Linked DNA regions of Homo sapiens: regions 1 and 2 are each linked to region 3. A link is an interaction called in ENCODE POLR2A ChIA-PET data of the cell type or tissue named here. Cell type or tissue: GM12878. All regions are shown on one strand. Each heading gives the region's core, and the rest is flanking DNA. Links, peaks and the distances in the headings are about the cores only. Region 1 has its middle 45 kb from the start of CAMK1D. Region 2 overlaps CAMK1D (calcium/calmodulin dependent protein kinase ID). Region 3 overlaps CAMK1D (calcium/calmodulin dependent protein kinase ID).

What was found. ChIA-PET counts read pairs that join two places held together with the same protein. Peaks named below come from ENCODE experiments on the same cell type or tissue, not always from the same donor. Only the 100,000 strongest peaks of a DNase experiment are listed, where the experiment ranks them.
Region 1: POLR2A ChIA-PET joins it to region 3 with 8 read pairs; 4 of 35 experiments call an interaction of 5 or more read pairs at or near these places.
Region 2: POLR2A ChIA-PET joins it to region 3 with 5 read pairs; 2 of 35 experiments call an interaction of 5 or more read pairs at or near these places.

The regions. Positions count from the first base shown.
Region 1 is chr10:12,301,546-12,308,051 of GRCh38, reverse strand. No RefSeq gene overlaps it. Among named protein-coding and RNA genes, the nearest start is that of CAMK1D, 45 kb to the left of the region's middle. In GM12878, for the core only: no CTCF peak of the experiment used is centred there; a DNase peak (open chromatin) is centred at 361; H3K27ac peaks cover 389 bases.
Region 2 is chr10:12,608,061-12,615,219 of GRCh38, reverse strand. All of the region lies in intron 2 of CAMK1D (calcium/calmodulin dependent protein kinase ID), which reads right to left. Among named protein-coding and RNA genes, the nearest start is that of MIR4480, 33 kb to the right of the region's middle. In GM12878, for the core only: no CTCF peak of the experiment used is centred there; no DNase peak of the experiment used is centred there.
Region 3 is chr10:12,400,882-12,408,478 of GRCh38, reverse strand. All of the region lies in intron 1 of CAMK1D (calcium/calmodulin dependent protein kinase ID), which reads right to left. Among named protein-coding and RNA genes, the nearest start is that of CAMK1D, 55 kb to the right of the region's middle. RefSeq lists an enhancer at 3,172-3,281 and a silencer at 3,412-3,461. In GM12878, for the core only: no CTCF peak of the experiment used is centred there; a DNase peak (open chromatin) is centred at 3,302.

The sequences.
Region 1 (6,506 bases), core at 1-5,000, 99 kb after region 3:
GCAGAATCTTTATCAGTAACGTCCATGTTAAGAACAACCCTTTGGGAGGCCAAGGCAGCTGGATTGCTTGAGTCCAGGAGTTTGAGACCAGCCTGGGCAACATGGTGAAACCCCATCTCTAAAACAAAAACAAAAACAAAAACAAAAACAAACAAACAAAAAATTTAGCTGGGTGTGGTGGTGTGTACCTGTGGTTCCAGCTCCCAGGGAGGCTGAGATGGGAGGATCAATTGAGCCCAGGAGTTTGGGGCTGCAGTGAGCCATGATTACACCACAGCAATCCAGCTTGGGTGATAGAACAAGACCTTGTCTCAACAAAAGGAAAAAAAAGAAAAAGAAAACACCACCACCAACGGCCTTCACACACCACAAGAGAGAAAGGCTGAAAATGTGAGCCCTGTGAGATCATCCTTTTCTCATTTTGACTCCCCAAGAAATTCCAACTTCTCTTTTTTTTTTTTTTGTTTTTTGAGACGGAGACTCGCCTGTCACCAGGCTGGAGTGCAGTGGTGCAATCTCGGCTCACTGCAACCTCCGCCTCCTGAGTTCAAGTGATTCTCCTGCCTCAGCCTCCTGAGTAGCTGGGACTACCAGCACGCACTACCACGCGAAGCTAATTTTTGTATTTTTAGTAGAGATGGGGTTTCACCATGTTGGCCAGGGTGGTCTCGATCTCCTGACCTCGTGATCCGCCTGCCTCGGCCTCCCAAAGTGCTGGGATTATACACATGAGCCACCACGCCCGGCCGAAATCCCAACTCTCAGAGCTATTAGGCAACATCTCCTATGAAGGAGCGTTGATTGTCCTCTTCTTCAGTAGAACGTTCTCTGCATACTGCCACTGTATCTCATGAGTTCCTGGATCCATTTCTATACCCAAAGCAATGAAAGCTACAAAGAGGGCATAGGTGGGCTAACCTGGGTGCCCTAGGATGGGAAGCTGACACCGGCATTTCTAGCATTTGTGAAAATTGCTGTCTGCTCCTACTGATGAAGACAATTCAGAAAGGAAGTCGTTTCCATTGCACAGGAAATTTTCAGGGGACTAGTCATCAATTATTGCTATCCTAAGAGGCAACCAAAAAGCCTGGTAGGGCCAGGTGCGGTGGCTCATGCCTGTAACCCCAGCACTTTGGGAGGCTGAGGCAGGTAGATCACGAGGTCAGGAGTTCGAGACCAGCCTGACCAACGTGGTGAAACCCCATCTCTACTAAAAATACAAAAATTAGGCAGGTGTGGTGGCGGGTGCCTGTAATCCCAGCTACTCGGGAGGCTGAGGCAGGAGAATCACTTGAACCCAGGAGGCAGACGTTGCAGTGAGCCAAGATTGCACCACTGCACTCCAGCCTGGTGACAGGGTGAGGGATTACAGGCACGTGCCACCACGCCCAGCTAAATTTTGTAGTTTTAGTAGAGACGGGGTTTCACCATGTTGGCCAGGATGGTCTCGATCTCCTGACCTCATGATCCACCTGCCTTGGCCTCCCAAAGTGCTGGGATTACAGGCATGAGCCATCACACCCAGCCAATTTTTGTATCTTTAGTAGAGACGGGGTTTCTTCATGTTGACCAGGCTGGTCTAGAACCCCTGACCTCAAGTGATCCTCCCTCCTCAGCCTCCCAAAGTGCTGGGATTACAGGCGTGAGCCACTGCGCCCAACCAGAAGTGACTCAAATTTTGACAAAAATATTATTTTGGTCTTTATGAATATATGACTATCCTTCTCATTGTTTCATTTTGCCTTTTCATAGTTTCCAGTTTTGTTCTTTGCCATGGTTGCAAAGAAAAACATCTTTAAATCCTTGAGAATCAAATTAAAGTCAAGTCAGGGAACTTTTTCCTACTTAATATTATAAGAATATTTGTCAGGGGAATCCCCTGGCATCCAACCAGAACTCACCCTCACAAACTGGAGAATTTTCTCAAGGCAGATTACTATGTCCTAGACAAGGAAACCTCTACCTCTTTCTTGCATTATTTTTTTCCCTTTTCTCTTTTTTTTTTTTTTTTTGTTTTGTTTTGTTTTGTTTTGAGATGGAATTTCGCTATTGTCGCCCTGGCTGGAGTGCAATGGCACAATCTCAGCTCACTGCAACCTTTGCCTCCCAGGTTCAAGTGATTTTCCAGCCTCAGCCTCTCCTGTAGCTGGGATTACAGGCATGCACCACCATGCCCAGCTAATTTTTGTATTTTTAGTAGAGACAGGGTTTCACCATGTTGGTCAGGCTGTCCCAAACTTCTGACCTCCAGTGATCCACCCACTTGGCCTCCCAAAGTGCTGGGATTACAGGTGTGAGCTACCGTGCTGGCCAATTTTTTTCCTTTATAATGAGAAATTCTCATTGTTAGATGCATTTTACAAAAACTACAATTGGTTTTGCAGGCTTAAGTGCTCTGAAAGTTCCGTGCATAGTACTAACAGAAGCCCCTTTTTTCAGCTGAAAAGGTCACACCAACTATGCACTCAGTTCACTTGGGATTATTTCTATTGGCAGAATACTCTAAGTTAAATGTAATTAATGGAGAAAGATCATTTAGTAAAGAAAAATTGGATTTAAATATTTGACATCTCAAGATTTCTCTATCTAATCACCTCATAGCATCATCAGCTATGGCATTTGGATGAAGAGGAGGGCAAAATAAGGTGTAATCCTCACCCTCAAGGATCTAAATTCTGTGCTTGGGACCCAAACTATTCCAGTGAATACAGTAAAATAGCGCATGACCTAATCAAATCTTGGATTCGTCTTCATAATAAAACAAGCAGGAGGCTTATTTGGCTTAAAATTATAACTGATTTGATCCTTAAAGCCGTTTGACCAAATGGATCCTTTGGCTATTTTGTTTGGTTGTCATTCATTCATTTATCTACTTAACATTTATTGGGCACCTATGACAGGGTAGGCACTATGCTGAGTGTTGGAGATTTCACAGGAAACAAGTCATCCCAATGGCTTGTTTCCATGGGTGGGTTTTGCCAGCCTTCTTTGTCATGGGGTTGGGGGTGATCACGGAAATGCCTAGAATAGTGTTGGAATAGCTTCTCTTCTCTGCTCCTGAGAGTCAGCTAAGGATCTGAAAGATGCCCAGGTGTCTGAGATGAGACTGAGGTGAGGGGTGAGATGGTTTCCTTTTTTTTTTTTTTTGAGACACAGTCTCATTCTGTCACCCGGGCTGGAGTGCAGTGGCGAGATCTCAGCTCACTGCAGCCTCTGCCTCCTGGGTTCAAGCAATTCTCCTGCCTCAGCCTCCCGAATAGCTGGGATTACAGGTGCCCACCACCACACCCAGCTAATTTTTCTTTTTGTATTTTTAGTAGAGACGAGGTTTCACCATGTTGGCCAGGATGGTCTCAATCTCTTGACCTCGTGATCTGCCCGCCTTGGCCTCCCAAAGTGCTGGGATTACAGGCGTGAGCCACCGTGCCCGGTCAGATGGTTTCCTTTCTTACCAGCTTCCCCCAGCCTTCTTAGACAGAAGCCCTTCATACTGCAAAGAGCTGGTTCCATGTCGACCTTTCCAAAGCTCTTAGTGTCCTCCTGGTGTTTCCACTCAATGCAAACCCTGTCTGAAATCCAAGTGCCAATTAAAGGAGGTCTGATGCAGAGCCGGACGCGGTGGCTCAGGCCTGTAATCCCAGCACTTTGGGAGGCCGAGGCCGGCGGATCACGAGGTCAGGAGATCGAGACAGTCCTGGCTAACACGGTGAAAACCCATCTCTACTAAAAATACAAAAAATTAGCTGGGCGTGGTGGCGGGCGCCTGTAGTCCCAGCTACTTGGGAGGCTGAGGCAGGAGAATGGCGTGAACCCGGGAGGCGGAGCTTGCAGTGAGTCGAGATCCCGCCACTGCACTCCAGCCTGGGCGACAGAGCGAGACTCCGTCTCAAAAAAAAAAAAAAAAAAAGGAAGTCTGATGCAGACCAAATTTAAGATGCTACAGATTGGGGCCTTTCGAATAGGAAATATGCACTGTTCCCTCAGGAGCACAGAAATGTCTGGAAGGAGGTATTGGGGTGGGGATAGTGGGCCACCCTGGTGCACATTCTTCCTGGTGCCTAAAGCTGTAGTCCTCTCAGTCCTTCAGTACGTCAGCACAGGCACGTTCTAGAGCATGTTTTATTTATGAGGACTTCTCTAAAAGAAACTATTCACTTTTTTTTTTTTTTTTTGAGACGGAGTGTCGCTCTGTTGCCCAGGCTGGAGTGCAGTGGCACTATCTGGGCTCACTGCAGCCTCCACCTCCTGGATTCAAGCAGTTCTCCACCCTCAGCCTATTGAGTAGCTGGGACTACAGGCACACACCTGGCTAATCTCTTGTACTTTAAGTAAAGACAGGGTTTCGCCACGTTGGCCAGGCTGGTCTCAAACTCCTGACCTCAGGTGATCTGCCCGCCTCGACCTCCCGAAGTGCTGGGATTACAGGCGTGAGCCACTGCGCCCGGCTGACTATTTACTATTCTTCATGGGCAGTGAAAGACATGTCCTGCTTGGAGACGTTGGAATTAAGTCATAGTGCATTCCTTAGTCTGCCTCTCTTACACTTCCTCCTGTGGGGGCTTTCATTTGAAGCTGTAAGCTGCATATTATCAATTCCTTACAGCTAATAAGAGGCATCTACTGTATGCAAGAAGCGTGCTAGGAAGCTGAAAGATACAGAGCCCCTGATTAGGAATGGGGAGGCTGATGGCAAAATAAAGTGACATTTTGATAGGTTCTATAACATGTGTGTATCCCGAGCTCACTGGGAATGCATGGGAGCAAGTGATTACCGTCTTTATTTTTTATTTTTACTTCTTTTGAGACGGTTTCACTGTCACCAAGGCTGGAGTGCAGCGGCACAATCATAGCTCACTGCAGCCTCGACCTCCTGGGCTCAAACGATCCTCCCACCTCAGCCTCCTGAATAGCTGTGACCACAGGTGCACACGGCCATGCCCAGCTAATTTTTTATTTTCATTTTTTGGTAGCCATATGGTCTCGCTATGTTGCCCGGGCTCGTCTTAAGCTCCTGGACTTAAGCCATCCTCCCACCTCAGCCTTTCTAGGTGCTGAGATTACAGGCATGAGCTGAGCCTGGTCGTGATGATCTTCTAAAAGGGGCTTCATAGATATGTTGGAACTCTATAGCTGCAGGGTTGGAATTGCAACATTCCAGGCAGGGGAAACACCAGGAAAAAAGAACAGATGAGAGAGCATGGTATTGGGGAGAACCTCAGACACCCACCGTACCCAGGAATAACACACACTGGGGCACGTCGTGAGATGAGGGTAAGAGGGAAGGTGGTAGATTGGAAGGCTCTCGTGTATGTTGCGCTGAGGGCGCATGACTCAACTGCTAGAAATGGGGGCCGGGCGCGATGGCTCACGCCTGTAATCCCAGCACTTTGGGAGGCCGCAGCGGGCAGATCACGAGGTCAGAAGATCAAGAACATCCTAGTTAACGTGGTGAAACCCCTTCTCTACTAAAAACACAAAAACAAAATTAGCCAGGCGTGGTGGCAGGCACCTGTAGTCCCAGCTACTCAGGAGGCTGAGGCGGGAGAATCGCTTAAACCCGGGAGATGGAGCTTGCAGTGAGCCGAGATGGCGCCAGCGCCACTGCACTCCAGCCTGGGCGAAAGAGCGAGACTCCACCTCAAAAAAAGAAAGAAAAAAAAAAAAGGGAAAACAAGGCCGGGCACGGTGGCTCACTCCTGTAATCCCAGCACTTTGGGAGGCTGAGGAGGGCAGATCACTTTAGGTCAGGAGATCAAGACCAGCCTGGCCAACATGGTGAAACCCCATCTCTACTAAAGATACAAAAATTAGCCGGGTATGGTGTAGGCCTGTAATCCCAGCTACTCCAGAGGCTGAGGTAGGGGAATTGTTTGAACCCGGGAGGCAGAAGTTGCAATGAGCCAAGATCGCGCCCCTGGGCGACAGAGGGAGACTCCATCGCAAATAATAATAATAAAATAAAAGGAGAACAGGTACGTACTCATGACACGTGTCACCCAATCAGAGGTCAGTCTCACAAAAGCAGCATTTGGAGAAGAAATCTGCCTTCCTCCTTCCTACTGGGCAGGAATGAGGGGTGACAGCCTGGAAGAGGAAGAAATTGGAAGTCTGGTGATCAGCAGGACTGGTGCCCTTGTCCCTGTAACCTGCTCCTTGCCCAGCAGACTAAGAGTTCAAACTGCCTTTGGGAAGTTCTTACCCACATGAGCCAGCTCCATCACAGAAGGGCCTGGAAAGCCAGCTGCTTCTTGCCCTAGCTAAGCCACTTCACTGGCCAGAGCTTGTCTCCATCGTCCTCATCCCTGGCCTTCCACTGTGGAACCTGGGAGGCCCTCTCAGTAGATAGCTGGCACTTTGTAGGCTGGGACCAAAGAAGACCACTCTCTCTGTGCTGGGCCCTGATTCTGCGACAATGGCTGGATGCTTGGAGAATTCTACAAATACTCACAGTTCTTACTGTCTTGACCACATTCACATCCGTGTTAGGTTTATAGTTCACATGGCCC
Region 2 (7,159 bases), core at 2,150-7,149, 210 kb before region 3:
TGGGTCTTCCTTCCTAGGGGTGGCCCAGGAGGCCCCCTCACCTAACTCCACCAATTCTGCCTCCTCTCGCCCATCCTCCGGTCCCAGAGACTCCCTGCTCAGGAACCCTTTGGGGCTCTCAGGCGTTCTGCCTGCCATTCCTCCTCAGAATGGATTATCAGTCCTCCAGCTCCCAGCCCCTTCCAACCCTGTAAACCCATCTCCAACGTTATCTTCACTGAGAAGCCCCAGGTCCAGGCACCTGCTGAGTTGATTAGCTGGTAATGTGCTTGCTGGGCCACACTGGGTTATAATTTGAACACACACTTCTAAGGATGGCGACTTGGGGCTGATTACTCCATGTCGGCAGTTTCTAACACAATAGCTGGTATGGCTGGTACTCAAAGAATCAGAGGATATGAGACACATCCGATTCCCAGTATAACAACAGCTGGTAGCCCTAGAGCACATGGTGAATAAGCCTTGTGGAGGGTGAGGGTGCACCCTAGTAACCAGATATCCTGGAGTAGGTGGGGTGGAGGTTTCCAAGGGCTTATCAAGGCCTCTCAACCCGGACTTAGTCAAAATTTAAAAAGAAGCTAGAATATAAAGTCAGCAAGAAAGGCAAAAGTTATTACACAGTCATCAAAATTTCCCTCGAAAATTATTTCAATTGCCCATTCAAGTATGGAGCACATATTTCTGTGTATTCAACCCTATAAAGTGAATACGTATTTAGCACTTTGTAATATATAAAACTATGGCTATTACAATATGCGGAACACATGCAAAATATAACCGTACTCTATTTTAACTTCATAAGAGAGATGCATATGGTTGCATTTGCTTAAATGTGTATATAGTGTCAATCCACAGTTGCCTATTTTTGTCAGCAATCTGGATTACATGTGCACACAACAACAACAAAGCTAGGGCATAATGACAACACCAAGTGAACACTTGCTACACGGTAGTGTGTGTGTGAAGGGCTTCCAAGTATTTATTAATTCAATCCTCACAACTCAAGGAGGGAACTCCTGTTGCCATGCCCATTTTGGAGATAAGGAAACCGAGACTCAGAGAGGTCCAGTGCTCTAGGTGACAGGAGCTACAAAGCAGAAAATCTGGTGTGAGAATCAAGGCAGTCTGGCTCTTTTAACATCACCCTATCCTACCTGTCTTGGGTTAAAAAATAATAATTAAGGAGAAAAGCAGAGTATGGGGCAGCTGTAAGTTAATAAGGATTGTGTGATGGGGGTGATGACCAGAACATGGTATTATTACACAGCCTCTGCCGTCAGACTCCCGCACTTACAGGCCAAGTCACTTTCTCTTCTCTACCTCTCAGTTTTCTTCCCTGTACAATCGGGATATTATTGCTTACCTTGAAGAAAAAACACACAACTCAACCGTACCCAGAACTCTGTGATGTTTCTGCCCCTACAAAAGGAAATGTAATCCTAGGCCGGGTGCGGCGGCTCATGCCTGTAATCCCAGACCTTTAGGAGGCCAAGGCAGGTGGATCGTGAGGTCAGGAGTGCGAGACCAGCCTGGCCAACATAGTGAAACCCCGTCTCTACTAAAAATACAAAAAATGAGCCAGGCATGGTGTCAGACGCCTGTAATCCCAGCTACTCAGAAGGCTGAGGCAGGAGAATCACCTGCACCCCCGGAGGTGGAGGTTGCAAATTGGTAGATATCGGCAAGCAAATTGGTAGATACCGACTCTCAACCACTGTATGGACAAAGTGTTGAAATGGGTTCCAAAGTTCTAAAACAGAAAAAGTTTGTAGTTTACAAGGCTGCTTCACATACTTTAGATGACAGAAATGCAATCAGGCTTTTCAATAACACTGGCCTATTTTTTTTCTTAATGGCTTGTCACAGTCTCGTGTAATGCCACAGGCTGTGATATTACCACTAGCGTGCTGCTGCAGTGAGCAAGAGCTGCCCGTTATAGGGAGCCATCTATCACGCTTAGGTGCCAATTTAGAAGGTGGAAATTCTGGATATGCATTCCTAAACTTCTGTTTGTGGAAAAGAGCTTTCTTTTTTTAAAAGTTTCCTGGAGCCTTGAGATTGCTAGAAGAAGAGCTTAAGGATGCTATAAATTGAGTTCTTGGACAAGACTGGAGTTAATTAGCCCTCAACTGTAGGGAAAAGTGAAGGTTCAATCTTTGGCTTCAACTACCTTTATTCCTGCCAATGATCGAGGGACAGAGGCACCACCCCAAACACCATCTAGTCAGGTCTTGAGAAAGAGATGCGGACACTCATTCTATTAACAATCATATTCCTTAAAGATACACTGTCCAAAAATGGATCCCTATCATGTATTTGCTTTACAAGACCACGTGCCAAGACTACATCAATTTGAGGGATTTTAAAAAATGCAACAATACTAACAACAAAAGGTATTACAATTTTATGCTGTCACCAAAATCATGGAACTTTCAGGTCTCTAGGTGTTTTGAAAAACATATGGTTCCAGCTGTTCATTATATAGATGATGACACACCTGCTCAAAGAAGAAGACTGACCTGTCCAAGCTGCACCCAGAGAGGAATATGCGACCTCCACGCCCATCCAGGACCCACTTTCTCTCTTTGCAAAGGTCTTCTTCCTCTACTAGGAACAACCGGGGAAAATCCAACTGACTCTTGCTCTGATCCTGTCAACTTCCTGGTACATCCAGGACACCATTAAACCCACAGTATTAAAACCCAACCTGAGGCCACCAGGCATGGTGGTTCATGCCTTAATCCCCACTACTTGGGAGGCTGAGGCAGGAAGATTTCTTAAGCCCAGGAGTTTGAGGATGCAGTGAGTTATGATCGTGCCACTGCACTCCAGCCTGGGCAAGAGATAGGGACCCTGTCTCAAAAAAAAAAAAAAAAAAAAGTAATTAATTAATTAAAGCCCAATTTGGGACAACAGATGTGTAAACATGCCTGAGAATATGAAACCTTCCCTCTCCCTCCGAAGTTATTTTTGTGCTTCCACGAAGTCTCTCTACAACCCTTGAAGGTGCCTTGTAGACCTTTGTTCCAGGCTGGAGTTTTGGAAGTGGAAGCTCCATGAAGCAACCCACAGCAGCTTTCCCTTAAGGTCCCAGAGAAAGAGAGGACAGAAAGCAAATGTCTCATTTCTCTTCTCACAGAGCACTGGAGAGCCAGGGAGGAGCATCCTAAGAGGGAGTGCTTTTTAGTTTATCTACCGTGTCCAGCAAGTTCCCTTTTTATTAGCCCCTTAATGGACTGGCCTCAGAAATGAAATGCTTCATGAAGTGGAGAAATAAGGCATTAGCAGGATAACCTGGGGCAAAAAGAAAACTCGAATGACATTCTGGGCTGGGCGCGGTGGCTCACGCCTGTAATCCCAGCACTTTGGGAGGCCGAGGCGGGTAGATCGCCTGAGGTCAGGAGTTCCAGACCAGCCTGGCCAACACGGTGAAACCCTATCTCTACTAAAAATACAAAAAATTAGCTGGGCGTGGTGGCACGTGTCTGTAATCTCAGCTACTCGGGAGGCTGAGGCAGGAGAATTGCTTGAACCCGGGAGGGGGAGGTTGCAGTGAGCCGAGATTGCGCCACTGCACTCCAGCCTGGGAGACAGAGTAAGACTCTGTCTCAAAAAAAAAAAAAAAAAAAAAGGCATTCTGAAACATTCAGGGAACTGGGGGTACAGAGAGGACAGGTTTCATTCAGTGGGCAGGCAGGTACCACACAGCAGAGCTCCTCCCAACCAGAGATGTCTTCTCAGGCCCAGGCGGAGCTTCCTCACCTGGAAGCAGACCTGGAGCTGGAAAATGTCTGGATTCGTCCCCAGAAACCAAAGAAACCAGGCGAGGGTAGAGGAGCTGCAGGAGCGGGAACGTCAGAATGTCAGCACGGAAGGGGGCACTTCGAGGCTCTAGGATGGCCTCTGTTGCGTCCCTTCCTTCCAGGGATGGGCACAGGGCCTGCGTTTAGTGGAGGTGGAGTCTTCCGGGTTGCCTGCACTTTGATGGGGTCCCCAGGTCCAGGGTCTCATTCTCAGCTCTGGGACTCACCAGGCAGGAACCAGCAGAAGGTGGTGATTAGGAAACAGACTGCAGAACCCCAAAGGCCTACATTCAGAACCTGGTTCTGACACTCTCTTATGTGACCTTGGACAAAGCACTAAATATCTCTGTGCCTCAGTTTCTTCATCAATAAAACAGACAGCTCAAGGGTTTGTTACTTGGTTGAATACATAAAGTACTCCTAAGAGTGCCTAGTATATACTGAGGGCTATGTAAGTGTTTGCTGCTATTACCTGTTCCCTTAAGGGGTTATCGGGTCTCCAATCCTGTTAACTAAACTCACAGAACACTGATGTATTAGCCAGGAAGTCAATGCATACATAATCTTGAATAGAAACCTTTCACCAACAATAAGACAGGGAAAGTCAGGTTAGGCTGGAAAGCATATGCATTTTCATTCAAGTAAGGGAAGTCTACTTGAGAGGCCAGATTAAGACCAAAAGGTTGCTTTTTGAGCCTAAAGTCAGATCACACATCTGGGTGGCCCAGAGATGAAAAGTCACCTTCCACTGTGAAGACCGTCCCTGACAAGTGGACCTGAGCACTTGTCTCAGTTGGTGAGGACATCTTCTGCCTTGAACTGTGGTAGTGATAAACCCCACAAGGCTCTATGCTCAAACCCTTCTGTTCTGTTCTTGACATCCCATTATACACTTACTGCTGGGCAAAGTGGATGTAAGCTTCTTCACGGTAACATGGTGGGTTTTTCTGAGAGGCAGATGGAAGCAGATACATCTGCTGAGAAGGGGGAGGAGACAGCACCATAGTATCAGAATGTGCCCAGAGAAAGGAGGGGAGGGACAAATCTCGGCGTTGAGATGCAGCAGAGGACAGCAGATATATTACCACACTGTTTAAATGAATGATACAGAAAGCTTACAAACTGGAAACATCAAGCTACCTGCCCATCTCTGCCTTGTCACCTGGCCATCACCATGACTCCGGAGATCAGGCTGTTTCAGGCATGCTCTGGAGACAGCTGGAACCACATGGTCTATGAACATCCCTTCCTAATCTGGATTCAATGACTTCAGTTGGTGGCTTTAAATTAGTCACATAGAAAGTCTTTACACCATGGAAATGGGTAAAAGCTACAGATCAGGACCTCTTCTTCCTCCCAACACTGCCCCAAGAGCCCGTTGTTAAACGTTTACCAGCACACTACTGGGCTGTTTCTCTACCACTTGATTGAAATGATCCTTATGGAAGCACAAATGACTTCACTGTCACTAAATCCAAGGGACAATTTTTAGTCTCTATTTTTCTTCAACTCTCCAGGATGTTTGAGAGCTGATCTTTCCCTCCCTCTTGAGCCTCCTCTCCTGCCTGGCTTTTAGGGGTCTCTGCTGACTTTTCTTCATTTCTAAACACATGTTCTCAGGGGTCCTCAGCCTGCAGGCCATGCACTGGTACCAGTCTGTGGCCTGTTAGAAACCAGGCTGCACAGCAAGAGGGGGGCAGCAAGTGAGCAAAGCCTCATCTGTATTTATAGCCGCTCCCCATCACCCGCATCACCGCCTGAGCTCCACCTCCTGTCAGATCAGTGGTGGCATTAGATTCTCATGGGAGTATGAACCCTATTGTGAACTGCGCATGCGAGGGATCTGGGTTCCACGCTCCTTTTGAGAATCTAACGCCTGATGATCTGTCACTGTCTCCCATCATCCCCAGATGGGACTGTCCAGTTGCAGGAAAACAAGCTCAGGGCTGCCACTGGCTCTACATTATGATAAGTGGTAGAATTATTTTATTATGTATTCCAATGTAATAATAATAGAAATAAAGTGCACAATAAATATAATGTGCTGGAATCATCTCGAAACCATTTCCCCCACCCCGTCTCCATGGAAAAACTGTCATCCACAAAACTGGTCCTGGTGCCCAAAAGATTGGGGAGCGATGCTCTACACAGTCCCCTTCCCCCAACAGGCCCTGAAATGTTCGTGTTCCTCACAGCTCTCTTTGGTCACTGAATGTGTCCTTTAAGACAAGGCTGGGTCATGACTTCCTCCAGGAAGCCCTCCCTGACCCACACGGTCTGGGTAATGCCCGTTTTTACAGTACCCTTTATCTCCATCACAGTTGAGTGTCTATGCACATGCATGGCCCCTTGGCAGGAAGACCAGAACCTGGAAGGCAAGAAGTTGGAATTACAGCAACAATAAGCAAAACAATAGTGACAAACAGCTGCTACTGGCATGCATCATCTGCCCGGCACCATTCCAAGAGCTTTCAATAGATTATTCTATTTACTCCTGCACCACTCCTGTGATTTCTCCCACAAGACTCCCGACACTGGTAGGGCTGAAATAACTTGCCCACGTTTACACAGACCAACATGAATGCCGAAGGGCCAACATACTTAACCATTTTCTACAATGCCCTTTCTAGTTTGTGTATCTCCAGAACTCAATCTAACATGTTTGAAGTAAAAAGCAAAGATAGAAGAGACGCGGGATTTTATAAAACTTGATATTCTGCAGATTCAATACAAGTTCTTGTTTATCATATTCAGTGAAGAAATAAGATAGTTCCTAATTCCAGTTGACTTTAAACATCTTGCTCATCTGTAGTGGTGGCTCTTTGCAGATGCCATTTGTTGTAGAACACAGCCTCTGGTTCCCTCCTGCCAGTGCCTGAGTGACAAATATTAATGCATCATGGAAGAAGAAAAGCTGTTACTTAAAAGCTGACAGTCTGAAATCTCTCCACACATAGCTAAACACTTTAAACCACATAAATATGTTTGTTCTTTTTTTGAGACAGAGTTTCACTCTTGTTGCCCAGGCTGGATTATAATGGCACAATCTCGGCTCACTGTAACCTCCGCCTCCCAGGTTCAAGTGATTCTCTTGCCTCAGCCTACCGAGTAGCAGAGATTACAGGTGTGCGCTACCATGCCTGCTAATTTTTGTATTTTTAATAGAGATGGGGTTCCGCCATGTTGGCCAGGCTGGTCTCAAACTCATGACCTCAAGTGATCCACCCACCTTGGCCTCCCAAAGTGCTGGGATTACAGGCGCGAGCCACCATGCCTGGCCTAAACCATGTAAATATGTTAATAGTTCCCTTCATGTCTGTACATTTTCTTTGATGAATCTGTTTTTATTAAATCTC
Region 3 (7,597 bases), core at 1,097-6,096:
GAGTCAGGCCAGGTGCGGTGGCTCACGCCTGTAATCCCAGCACTTTGGGAGGCCGAGGCGGGTGGATCACGAGGTCAGGAGATCGAGACCACCCTGGCTAACATGGTGAAAATGGCAAAACCCCATCTCTACTAAAAAAATCCAAAAAAATTAGCCGGGCGAGGTAGCGGGCGCCTGTAGTCCCAACTACTCGGGAGGTTGAGGCAGGAGTATGGCGTGAGCCCGGGAGGCGGAGCTTGCAGTGAGCCGAGATCATGCCACTGCACTCCAGGCTGGGCAACAGACCGAGACTCCATCTCAAAAAAAAAAGAAAATGAAAGAGGCCAGGCGCGGTGGCTTATGCCTGTAATCCCAGCACTCTGGGAGGCCAAGGTGGGTGGATCACGTGAGGTGAGGAGTTTGAGACCAGCCTGGCCAACATGGTAAAACACCGTCTCTACTAAAAATATAAAAATTAGCTGGGCGTGGTGGGACACACCTGTAATCCCAGCTACTCAGGAGGCTGAGGCAGTAGGATCACTTGAACACAGGAGGTGGAGGCTGCAGTGAGCCAAGATTGCACCACTGCACTCCAGCCTGGGTGACAGAGTGAGAGTCTCTCTCAAAAAAAAAAAAAGAAAAAAAAAAAAGAGTCAGCCAATCACACCCTTGAGGAGGAATTTGTTTTCATTTTTCCCAGGATATGTGTTTCCCGGGGGGGAAGTACCTAGAGCTTGAATCATTGTAAAATGCTCAAGCAAATCACCTATTTGGATGATGCTGGTCAACTTGGACCACAGCTGGAAATGGGAAAGTAAATCTCCTCCTAGATTTCATATTCAATCAACCAGCTCAACCAGCTCTTTCTCCATCCTTGGATGAAGACTGTATTGCAGGAGCTGGTTACTCCCTGCCCTCAGGGTCTCAGAGAGGCTTCCAGAAGAAGGGGCTACCATGAAGTAATGGAGGAGGGAGCTGGAGAGAAGGGACCTAGAGTCAGAGAAGACAACACTGTGGCTCAGCAGAGCAGACAGGGATGGGGGAGAAGGCAACCATGGGGGCGTTCCCAGAGACGCTTCAGTGAGAAGGAAACTTCTAGCTTGAGGTAGGGGATGGTGAGGAAAGAAATGTGAAAAGGAAGGCTGGTATGATTTCCTGGAGTTCCCTTCCCCTGGCAGTGGGAGCTTCTGGGTTTTAAGCTGGGGCTGGGTGACAGGATCCCATGGGCAACTGAGTCCAGTCCTCACGGCGGCTCTGCCCGCCCTGCCAGGCCTCCTGCCCTGGGTTCCTCAAGCCTGGACTGAAAGAAGTCATGGAGAGGTCTGGCCATGAACGCAGGGCATGAGAGAGGCTGGAGGGTGGCTGTGCAGGAAGATGGAGATGAGAGGGGCATTTTACAGTATAAGGAGGGTGATAGGCAGCAGGGACAGAGGAAGAGGAGAAGGCAAAATGGAAATTGGCATGGGGGTGGGGTCTGAAGGAGCAGGACTCTTGGAAGTGCAGCAGAGGGAGCCTTCCCTAGAAAGAAAGCAAGTCTGCGGTATCAAGATGTGAAGCAGTGACGTCACCCTAGGTGGCCTCGATCTCCTCTATAAAAGGTCAGAGAAAATGGGGAACAAGTTGTACTGTAAGGGAAAGAGCTAGAATAGCCCACATAAGGACAACTGGAGGCACAGACTTATTACGCAGCAATGGAGGATGCCCAGGGAGATTTGGACGCATGACTTTACAGAGTTCAATACCTTGATTTTTTTTTTTTTTTTTTTTTTTTTTTTTTGAGACAGGGTCTCATTTTGTCACCCAGGCTGGAGTGTAGTGGCGTGATCTTGGCTCACTGCAACCTCCGCCTCCCCGGCTCAACCAATTCTTGTGCCTCAGCCTCCCAAGCAGCTGAGACTACAGACTTGCACCACCATGCCCTGATAATTTTTGTGGAGGGTTTGTTTTTTGTTTTTTGTAGAGACAGGGTCTTCCTATGTTGCCCAGGCTGGTCTCGAACTCCTGAGCTCAAATGATCCACTTCAGCCTCCCAAAGTGCTGGGATTACAGGCATGAGCCACCACATCTGGCCAACAGCTTAATTAAAAAAACAATAACAATAAAAAGCTTTTGCCAGATATTAACTAGTATTTTCTTCTTGTTTTATGGGTTTTTACACTGAACTTTCTAATACCTGGAATTTGTTTTGGTGTTTGGCGCGACATGACGGTCCTGAACCAGGGAGGGAGCTGTTTCCCCAGGGGTATCTGGAAACAAGTCAGAAACAAACTTCCACGGGGTAGGAGTCAGGGAAGCTGAATGTCCGGAGTGCACAGCACAAACCTGAGCAAGGAAAGATCATCTTGGCTGTGGTGCCAATGGAACTGCCACTGAGAAACACAATGAGCTGTTTTCTTCCCAACAAGCCAACCGCTAATCCCAGCACCATTTGATTGATGCACCCATTCAATCCTACACGCGACAAGAAATGCTGAGTGTCTCCTCAAAGCCCAGTCCTCTTCCAAGCAGCACTGGTACAAACAAATCAGATGCTCGCATTTGCCCTTTCTCCCGTCGATTTCAAAACCTTCACATAAAAACGCCATTTAAGTGCTCTGAAATTCATAAACAACTTTAAAGGGCTGGCAAATTATTGCTAAGCAGAAGTCTCGTTGGTCCTGATAAGAAGTACTTGTAATAAATGTTTAACAACGCATGCCAATATTAAAGCTAAGTGTTTGTTCTTGTAAAGCAGATTAAACAATATGACCATGTCATGCTGATATCACGGGTTTGCTCAACAAACTCCTGTCTCATAGATACTGGCTCCAGCCAACTTCGGTCTAACCCTGTTGACTGTCACTTGGCATTCCAAATGTATGAGGGTCTTGATTAATGACGTTTCACTGGTTTCACTTATATAACAAGACAATTTCAGGTGTTAATTGTCCTATCTGTTTATACGTGCTAGACTGTGGCTAATTTTTAAAGACGGGCGCTTAGTAATGTGGGCATTGAGTCAATACACAGAAAGTCTAAGCAAACAGCGGAGTTTTCTCGTTAGTTCACTGCCTGTCTCTGGACTGAACATGGTGCATATTACAGCTGTATCACTGTGTCACCCATAAAGAACATGACTCCGAGGCTCGCTGATGAGTGCAACTGTTTCCTGGGCATTATGTCTGCACTAGAGATGAAATATTACTTTACAAAGTCCCCACATCTCTGACCATGGGCATGGAACTTAAACGCTTTAGGTCTGCAAAATGAGCTGGCTGGGCTGAAGCCAGCTGTGGAAACCCCCAGAAGGAGGTATGGGGAGTGCCTATTTTTAGAATTTCCAAAGACACAACAGAAACTACACATTTACCCACAATACGATGGCTCAGGCTAAACCACATTTGGTTGAATGATGTCAATTCAACATGCAGTGACCAGTCTTACCCCCAGAACAGAAGCCTCTTTGGCAGCTGGGTCTCTCCTTTATCAACAAAAATTTAAAGGAAATTACTTAATGCTCAAAAATACAGTTTTCCAGCCAGGCGCGGTGGCTCATGTCTATAATCCCAGCACTTTGGGAGGCTGAGGCAGGCGGATGGAGGTCAGGAGTTCAAGACCAGCCCGACCAACATGGAGAAACCCCATTTCTACTAAAAATACAAAAATTAGCCAGGTGTGGTGGCGCATGCTTGCAGTCCCAGCTTCTCGTGAGACTGAGGCACGAGAATCACCCACGAGGCAGAGGTTGCAGGGAGCTGAGATCATGCCACTGCACTCCGGTCTGGGTGACAGAGTGAGACTCCATCTCAAAAAAAAAAAAAATTTTTAAAAACACAGTTTTCTTGGTCATTACGGATTAAAATCTAAGGTCCCTTACGTTCTAAAACTCTATCATTCTAACTTTCAAAGGAAGTTATTCATACCAAGAATAACTCAATCTCAGCATCACCCTGTACAATACATAATGAACAGTAACAAACAGCTTTCTCTCCTAGCTTTCCTACACTTGTTTAAATCTTTGCAACTAATTAAGGTGTACCTATTTATAAGGCATACCATATTTCCAAAAAGAATTAGACACAACTGTATATTCTCTGAAGATACTAAGAAAAGGTCTGGATTTGCCCAGTTAGGAGTTTCTTCCTCAATTTCTTGCTTTTAGAAAAGCTCAAATAAGGCCGGGCGCAGGGGCTCACGCCTGTAATCCCAGCACTCTGGGAGGCCAAGGTGGGCGGATCACCTGAAGTCAGGAGTTCGAGACCAGCCCAACCAATATGGAGAAACCCTACCTCTACTAAAAATACAAAATTAGCTGGGCGCGGTGGCGGACACCTGTAATCCCAACTACTGGGAAGGCTGAGACAGGAGAATCACTTGAACCTGGGAGGCGGAGGTTGCGGTGAGGTGAGATCACACCATTGCACTCCAGCTGGGGCAACAAGAGCGAAACTCAGTCTCAAAAAAAAAAAGAAAAAGAAAAGCTCAAAAAACTACATGCCCATTTTTGTCTCTTTTATCTTTTTTCTTTTTTTTTTTTCCAAAAGCAACAGGAAAGTTTTCAATTGGCCCCAGTACTACCACCTGCCACAAGATATCAAGAACTGGGAAACCAGGGACCTGCTCTGTGACATGGATGAGTCTCACGTCTGCAATGGTAACATCAGGGCCAAAACAACCACCCTACTTCAAGGCCTATTATGGAAGAACAGTTGAGATGCTGATGGGGGAAAAAACACACTTAGAAGTTCAATGCATTATACAATATAGTTGTTACAATACAAATTATTATTAATAAAATTATTTTAAAGTATACTGAATTTTTTGCAAATCAAATATTTTTAAATGCATTAACAGGGAGGTTTCTATCCCCATTCTCTGCAGGAATTCTATGGTGCACGCCTTCATAAATGAAAAATAAATCACCTAAAAAACCAATTCTGCATCCCAGATTTACATTCAATAGTAAATTTTGAGTCTTTATAGAATAGCTGTTCATGTAAATACTTCAAGAGACAATTTTTTGAGTGCCCACTCTTCTGGAAACTGAGCTAAGAAACATCATCAATCATCTCACTGAATCCTCACAAGTAAAGTGGGATCGATTATCACCTTTATCCAAGAAAGACAGGTGGGCACGGAGCGAGGACTCACCCAAGGTCCCACACCCATGAAGGGGTGAACAACGTCCACCTGAAACCAGAACCGGTGTTCTAAGCCATTCTGCAGTTCTGCAGGGCAGATGTCCATGTGAACACAAGCTGGCAAGCGGATGCCAACTTGTTGTAAATCACTTTCAAACACCAGCTCACAACTTTTCACTGCATCTGGCTTCACGTGTCCAACGTGGTCCTCAGATCGCATCATTAGGGCTTCTGCCTTCTTCCTGAGTACTTCCACACATTTGCTGCTTGTTCCTTTTCTGCTAACAAACAGATCAACATAAATTGCTTAAGTAGACAATGCAGGCAAAACAAGAAAGCAAAACCGAAGGGAAAAAGGAAAAAAAAAAGCCTGCTTGCAGGTTATAATCCTGGAGCCGTATTTCTGCCAGAATGATGTATCTTATTCTAGCCCTGGAGAGCTCCAGGCTGAGGTCTCTCCAATCCACGCAATTCTGCGCATCTGGAACTCATCACCTTTTGCCCACATAAACCTGGTCCTGTGTATATCCTCAGTAGAAGGCACCAATCACCAATTACCCAAGCAGGAGACCTGTTAGCCCTTCACTTCCAACTGATGCTCCTAAATCCAAAATGATCCCAATGAAGTGACTGCCTCAGGGATCCTTTTGTCTATCCTGCCCCTCCAACCCCACTGCTGATTTGGGGCACTAACCTCTCCCTGACTCCCCTGTTCCAGGACTCCACGAGCAATTTAACTGGAATCCCTAACGCCAGTCTTAAGACTTTTTAACGACAGCTCCAAAGTGGTCTTTCAAACACACAAAAAAGCTAATCATGTTTCTGTTTAATTTCCTCACTGACAGGATAAAAACCAAATGACTAAGTGTGGCATAAAAAGTCCCACTTGGGAGGCCGAGGCAGGCGGGTCACTTGAGAGCAGGAGTTTGAGACTAGCCCGAGTAACATGGCAAAACCCTGTCTCTACAAAAAACAAAAATTAGCTGGGCATGGTGGTGCCCGCCTGTGGTCCCAGCTACCCAGTAGGCTGAGGTGGGAGGATCAATTGAGCCTGGGAGGTAGAGACTGAAGTGAGCTGTGATCACATCACTGCACTCCAGCCTGAGCAACAGATTGAAATGCTGTCTCAAAAAATGGCAGTCAGGCGCGGTGGCTCGTGCCTGTAATCCCAGCACTTTGGGAAGCCGAGGCACGCAGATCACTTGAGGTCAGGAGTTCGAGACCAGCCTGGCCAACATGGCAAAACCCTGTCTCTATTAAAAACACAAGGCGACAGAGCGAGACTCCATCTCAAAAAAATATATATATATACAAAAATTAGCTGGGCATGGTTGCACCCACCTGTAATTCCAGCTACTAGGGAGGCTGAGGCATGAGAATAGCTTGAACCCGGCAGGCGGAGGTTGCAATGAGCGGAGATCGCGCCACTGTACTCCAGCCTGGGTGACAGAGCAAGATTCTGTCCATATATATATATATATATAGTCTGAGAATATATATATTCCCGGACAACCAAAGCCTCTTTTCAGCTTTCTCTCTCACTACTCCCCTATACATGCCTGAATGCCAAAACAGACCGTCTTCTCATTCATCCATCCTCTGTGTCTCAGGACCAAAGCTGGTCTACCAGCTTGGAAGCCCTCTCTCTCTTGCTCACCTGGTAAACTCCTACCCATCCCTCAAGCCACAGGCCCAGCTCACCTCCTCTGTGAAGCCTTCCCTGAGTCTCCCAGACAAACTGAGGCACCCTGACGGCCCCCTTCTGAGGCTCCTTGTGGGAGCCTCCCTATCTGCCAGCCCCTCCACACTGTTGTACAGATCCTTCTCCCTAGGGAATGTGCTCCCTGACCCCAGGGCTCAGCACTGGCTGTTTTTGTGCCCCCAGCACCTAACACAGGCCCAAGAACAAAGTAGAGGCTCAGACTGATTAAGTAGCTATTAGGAGAGACAACATACATGGGAAGGAAAAGTAACTGGTGGTTTTATAATTTCTTTGGGGAGGTATATCAGGCCTGGAATCTGATTTGAGCTTTATATATATTATATATATATAAAATATATACATAATATATATAATACATATATTATATATATATAAAATATATACATAATATATATAATACATATATTATATATATATAAAATATATATATAATATATATAATACATATATTATATATATATAAAATATATATATAATATATATAATACATATATTATATATATATAAAATATATATATAATATATATAATACATATATTATATATATAAAATATATATATAATATATATAATACATATATTATATATATAAAATATATATATAATATATATAATACATATATTTATATATTATAAAACAATCTATAAAGGAGAAAGGTAAAGACAGAAAAGGCATTCCTTTTTTGTTTGTTTTTCTGGTTTTGTAGAGACAGGGGCCTCGCTATATTGCACAGGTTGGTCTTGAGCTCCTGGGCTCAAGCAATCTGCCCACCTCG